2 separate regions of the Homo sapiens genome follow, and region 2 is linked to region 1. The links are chromatin loops, found by intact Hi-C in ENCODE. Cell type or tissue: mammary epithelial cell. All regions are shown on one strand. Each heading gives the region's core, and the rest is flanking DNA. Links, peaks and the distances in the headings are about the cores only. Region 1 overlaps VWA3B (von Willebrand factor A domain containing 3B). Region 2 overlaps LOC105373501 (a long non-coding RNA gene).

The links. Peaks named below come from ENCODE experiments on the same cell type or tissue, not always from the same donor. Only the 100,000 strongest peaks of a DNase experiment are listed, where the experiment ranks them.
Region 2: it touches region 1 in a loop (2.3-fold over the local background); 1 of 110 quality-filtered maps calls a loop at or near these places.

The regions. Positions count from the first base shown.
Region 1 is chr2:98,174,381-98,177,299 of GRCh38, forward strand. The region is part of intron 8 of VWA3B (von Willebrand factor A domain containing 3B); the gene reads left to right. Among named protein-coding and RNA genes, the nearest start is that of VWA3B, 89 kb to the left of the region's middle. In mammary epithelial cell, for the core only: a CTCF peak has its summit at 1,650; no DNase peak of the experiment used is centred there.
Region 2 is chr2:98,048,762-98,051,680 of GRCh38, forward strand. It overlaps LOC105373501 (a long non-coding RNA gene), which reads right to left. Exons shown (of 3, transcript XR_923092.3): 2 at 1-231. Among named protein-coding and RNA genes, the nearest start is that of VWA3B, 37 kb to the right of the region's middle. In mammary epithelial cell, for the core only: no CTCF peak of the experiment used is centred there; a DNase peak (open chromatin) is centred at 1,550.

The sequences.
Region 1 (2,919 bases), core at 178-2,677:
TTCATTTCCAGATAATTCTCATTATGTGACCTGTTCACTGGCTCTCTGGAAGACCCCAGTTACAAAGCTTTCTTTATTTGACTTCACTCAGTTCTTCCTCAGTGGGAAAAGCCTTTTCCCTGGGAACCGTTGTCAAAAACAATGAGAGGTGATTGATTAATTTTGTGGCTGACTAAGGTTGTAGATAACAGTCAGGACAAACAAGAGGTAAACCAAAACACTTAAGATGAAAAACTGGGGAATGGGATGTCCATTGGTCTTTCCAAAGCTCTGAGGTATTCCTGGGAATCTATCATGCATAGCCCAGGCAGGCACATGCACAGGGCTGTGGGCATGCCCAGGCTATGCATATGTTCAAAAAAAGACTCAGGAGGGCCCTAAGCTCTCATCTTGGGCTGACCCTGAGGCTCTGCACAAGCAGGAAGTAAAGGCTGAGGGAGAGTTGTTAACTGCTACAGCATGGAAAGTGTGGCCTGATACACACACAGCTCCTCAGCAAGGAATAGTCCAAAAGATTTAAGGAAATCTCTGTTCAATTATTAGCTGACCACTGAGTTAACTGAGCAGAGACTCCAGTGGCTACAAATGATAAAGAATGCAGATTTTACAGAATTCAGGAGTGATAAACAAACAACCACCAAATCACAACAAACTCTGGGCAGGTGGGAGAATCTGATTTCCAGAGTTGCTGCATTTTATTATTTAAAATGTCCAGTTGTCAACAACAACAAAAATGAGGCATGCAAAGAAATAAAGTATGGACCATACAAAGGAAAAAAAGCAATCCATAGGAACTGTCCATGAGGGAATTGTCCATGAGGAAACTGTCCATGTCCAGGAGGAAGCCCAGACATTGACCTTACTAGATAAAGATATTAAATAAGCGATTTTAAATATGTCAAAGAACTACAGGAAACTATGTCTAAAGAACATAGGAAGTATAAGAACACTGTCTTACCAATTAGAGATATCAATAATGAGAGAAATTTTATTTAAGAAGCAAATAGAAATTCTGTAGTTGAAAAAAGTTCTGGAGTACAAAGTATTGAAATGAGGAACTGACTAGAGGGGTTCAACACCCCGATTTGAGAAAGCAGAACAAACCAATGAATTTTTAGATAGCTCAATTGAGGTTACCCAGTCTGAAGAACAAAAGGAATAAAGAATGAAAAAAACCAAACAGAGTCTTAGAGACCAATGGCATACCATAAACATAACAACATGTGAACAATGGGAGTCCCCAAAGGATGGGGGAGAGAGAGAAAGAATATTTGAAGATGTAAGGGCTGGAAACTCCCTACATTTGATGAAAACATTAATTTACCCATCCAAGAAGCAAAATGGATTCCATGTAGGATAAAAGACACCCACACCTAGACACATTATAATCAAGCTGTTGAAAGCCCGTGGGGTGCTCCAGAGAACATTTACCTGATCTCCACAATGAATCCGTTTGGTAGAATGTTGGTGGGTTACCATCCTCCATCTCCTTCATTCCCTCCTCCCCATTTCTTGGCTCCCCTGCAGTGCCAGGCAGATATGCTTATTGCATGGTACTTTAGCAAGTGTAGGTTGACAGCAGGTTTAGTTAGCAACTGCAGCAAAGGGCTTGACTGCTCAGAGACGAGCTTCTCTCTCACACCACACTGTCGCCACCTGGCTCCCGGATCTCAGATTGGGATGGGCTTCATCTTACCTTCAGAGAACCCACAGCCCTTGCAGCTGCTCCATGCTGAACCGGCTCACAGGGCTGAAACCTCACTCATCTCACCAGCAGGCGAGACCACATTTCTTTTCCTGACAGTTGTTATGTTTCTCCCTCCTTTCCCAGCTGTCCTCAATTCTGGTTTCCTTCCTTCTTTTCTCCCCTCCCTTCCTTCCTTCCTTTCTTCTGTCCTCCCTTCCCTCCCTCCCTCCCTTCTATCTTTCCCTCCTTTCCTCCCTCCCTCCCTCATCATCACCACTTAACATGTGAATTTCAGGTCACTCAGTCTAAATTTCCTTAACTCCATCAATCCTGTCTCACTTCCTAATCTCAATTGTTCCATATTATACCAAACATCTCCCTCCCTCCCTCCCTCCTTCCTTCCTTCCTTCCCTTCTTCGGTCTTCCCCTCCCTCCCTTCTTTCTCTTCCTCCCTCCTTCCTTCTTTCCTTCTGCCTTCCTTTTCAGCTAATTCACAGCATTCTTTTCCTGTACCACTCCCCATGTGGTGGCCAAGAGTTTGTTCATTGTCTCATGGCACCCATGATCACAGGGGTTATGGTCTCTCAAATACAAGCCCTCTAAAATGTTCTATGCAGAAAGACTCTGGGGCTAAATAGCTTTGGGAATCTTGCTTGTGGTAAGCCCCACTGCCCATTCCCCTAAGAAAGTCTTACAGAAGTCCTGTGATCAAGAATCCTTTGAAACTTTCCTTTCAAGCTCCCCAAACTTTTTGTCTAAGGAGCCCTCTTCCTGAGTAGAAGCCACTGACATGCAGTGGAAGCAGTTTCTGTGGGACCCACTCTTGGAAACATCAGACTTGGTCTAGAGTTCCAGTTTATTCATACGCTGACAGCCCCCCTGAAAGGCATGTGGGGCTAGCGTGGCAGGAATGAGGTGCCAGGCAAGTAACATTCAGTGGAGGAGGCTGGGAGAAGAGAGTTATGGTGGTGAGAAATCCCTGATGGCTGTGAGCCCCTCTGGAGCTGAACCTGGAGGGTGGGTGGATGAGGGACAGGAAGAGGAGTGGGCACTGATACCTATGCCCAATTTATCTATTTGTGTGTGGCCCTGGCTATAGCAGGGATGGTTTTCAAAAGCATTTTCCCAGTAGGTCTTTTTCATTGAAAAATGTTCTGAGATTGACAAGTGGGATGGGGAGGACAGGGCTGGTCAATTCTGTGGCATAGATGTGCTCCCTTCTCATAACAGAA
Region 2 (2,919 bases), core at 189-2,688, 130 kb before region 1:
CTGACTTCTCTCTGTGGGAACGATTGAAGGAATGGTAAAACAAATCTCTTCTGTTTGGATTAATGCAAAAAAGAATTCTAAGGCTAGTCTTAAACTGGTGTACTTTGTGCTATGAATTCGTTTTTCTTGTCGAGGGGAACTTCAGGATAAAACATGGGCTTAGAACACCTGTAAGCCCGCTTTTCAAGACAACTCAGCAAGCTGGTCCGTAACGAACTTGGCTGCAGGTCCCTGAAACAAACAAAAAACAACTGGATGAAGTTTCCACCTTATTTTATGTCCTTGGGAGCTTGACCTTTTAACCACATGGCGGTACTTTCTCTTGGTCTCTGCCTTCCAGGGAACAGAAATTTTAGGGTTCATGTCATAGTTAGTGCTAAAAATCATATTAAAAAGTTAAAAGCCTTTACAAGCTCAAAATTAACTACTCTAGACTCCGTCTGGGGAAGGAAACAGAGGCTGTCCCATGCTGCACCTCTGTTGCTAAGGTTTTGCGCTTTCACAGTAGCGGTCCAGGTTCAATTCCCCACCTAGGAAGTAAGTCGTTTCTGGTTTAATACCTGCATGACCTTGTCTATTCTCTTCTCCTCTGTGGACTGTCTTAAATTTTCCTTTCTCTAAGCACCTGGGAGGTTACCTTTGGTAAAGTTCAAAAGTCAGAAATATCGGCCGTTTGGCATAAGAAATTCTAAAAGGACTTTATTAAAGAGTGCTATGGTTAAAATCAGTACTATTAAAAGCGGATAGTTAAACTCTAACAGCCTAGACTCCTTGGGAAAAACAGGAGGAAACAGAGACCACTTTCCTGGCCCTGTTCTTCCGGGGGCTCCATCCTAAAGCCAGTAATCCAATGAAGAAACTTAAAAACTGGCAAATGAAAAATTTTACAACTACTGTAGTATAATCTTCTGTCTTTCTTGTAGCTACATATGTGTTGTGTGTAATGTTTATATATAAGAGCTCTAATTAATTGGCTGAAACAAAAATAAGCACTTACATCAAATATTTTAAAAGCAAAATAGAAACTGTAATGCCTTTTAGTTCATATAACTTTAGTAATCTTTGGGAAAAACAGCTTTTAAAATTATTGTTAAAATAAAAACATTTAGTCTAAATTATGCAGGTCAGATATTAAGTTTGCTAAAGGCTTTAAGGTCATAAACTGCTGCTTTAACTTTTCCAAAATTGTTCAATTTACCTACCTTAAAGCCATGAGGTTCTAGATAAGGCCTGGGGACATGTGGAATTAGCCATGCCCCTTTGCTATACAAAGAAGATTATTAAGAAAGGGATTTTATGTAAGAAAGGATCTTGTATGGGAAATTCTTGTCCTAAAGTAAAATGACTGGTTGTCTAACAGGAGGGATGTTTAGGGCAGGTCAGAAAGTCCAATAATATCTCAGATGGTCTGTGTAAGTCATGAAAGGATTTGTGAAAGGGAATTTATGCAAGAAATGTCATACAATTCAAAGGTTGTTAAGCCTTGTAAATGCTTCATAAAATGCCACTATGACTCTTGCTGTACAACTTGCCTGCTTTATAGCTAGGTAAGGCCTGGGGACATGTGGAGTTAGTCATGCAACCTAGCTATGCTGGAGAGTCAGCTCTTATCTACACTTCTGTCTGGTGTGTCCTAGGCTAGGCGCCACACCTTGTATATAATTAAAATCCCGAACTTACCAAGTTTTTCACCAAAAATAAAAGTTGCTAAAAGTTAACGTTATAATATGTAACTAAAACTACTAAAAAAAATTTTACATGCAAGGTGTGTAAAGAAAGTAAAATGTGTTTTTGGCGAAAGATTACAAGAAGGCATGGGAATGTGCATTTTTTTTGCCTAAGGGGTTAAAGAATTGTTTTAAGTTAGAATAAAGGTTTGAACAATTGTGGAGGGTTTGTAGAAAATTAATTGTAAAAGAGATTCTGTGTGTGGACATTGGCTAAATTAAAGGAGTATTATTCAGTTTTTCTATAAATTAAAAATTGGAATAAAAGCACAACAGATTTTTCTTAGAGCAAAAACCTGCTTATGATCTGCTATTTAACAAAAACTTGTAAAGGGTTATAAAAGGTTTATAAGAATCTTACCTTATGGTCAAACTGATTAAGATTGGATCGATATATTTATAAGGTTTTATTAAGAATTGGGTTTGACATTGATAATGCACTAATGCAACAGTGACATTTGGCTTATTTGGTACAAAAATCATACAGGGAGCATTGTCAAATATAAAATGGTGTTTGGTTTTCTTTGGGCCATATTTGTATAAATATGTTATTGGTATATATATTCCAAAATCATGGGAAACTCTTATAATTCTGATATGACTTAGTGTACATTATCAGTAATAATGATAATCGTTACATAAAATCATTGTATGCCATGGAGGTAACAAATTTCCTTGTCAATTGTTTCTTTGATCGTGGCTCCCCTAAAACATTTTGTCAGCCATAGACAATTGTTACCTGGTTTTTTTTCTTTTTGAGACAAAGTTTCTCTCTTGTTGCCCAGGCTGGAGCGCAATGGCGCAATCTCAGCTTACTGCAACCTCTGCTTCCTGGTTTCAAGTGATTCTCCTGCCTCAGCCTCCTGAGTAGCTGGGATTACAGGTGCCCACCACCATGCTCAGCTAGTTTTTGTATTTTTAGTAGAGATGAGGTTTCGCCATGGTGGTCAGGCTGGTCTTGAACTCCTGACCTCAGGTGATCCAACTGCCTCGGCCTCCCAAAGTGCTGGGATAACAGGTGTGAGCCACTGTGCCTGGCCCAATCGTTACCTCGTTTTAATCCTCTTTAAAAGGTGATTTATAATCAATTATAGAACTCTAATAGGTGTTCTTAAATGCAGGTTTTCTGATAACTTTGGAGATTGTGTCATCAGAATAAAGGAAAAAACTTTCAGAACTCTAATGGAGAACT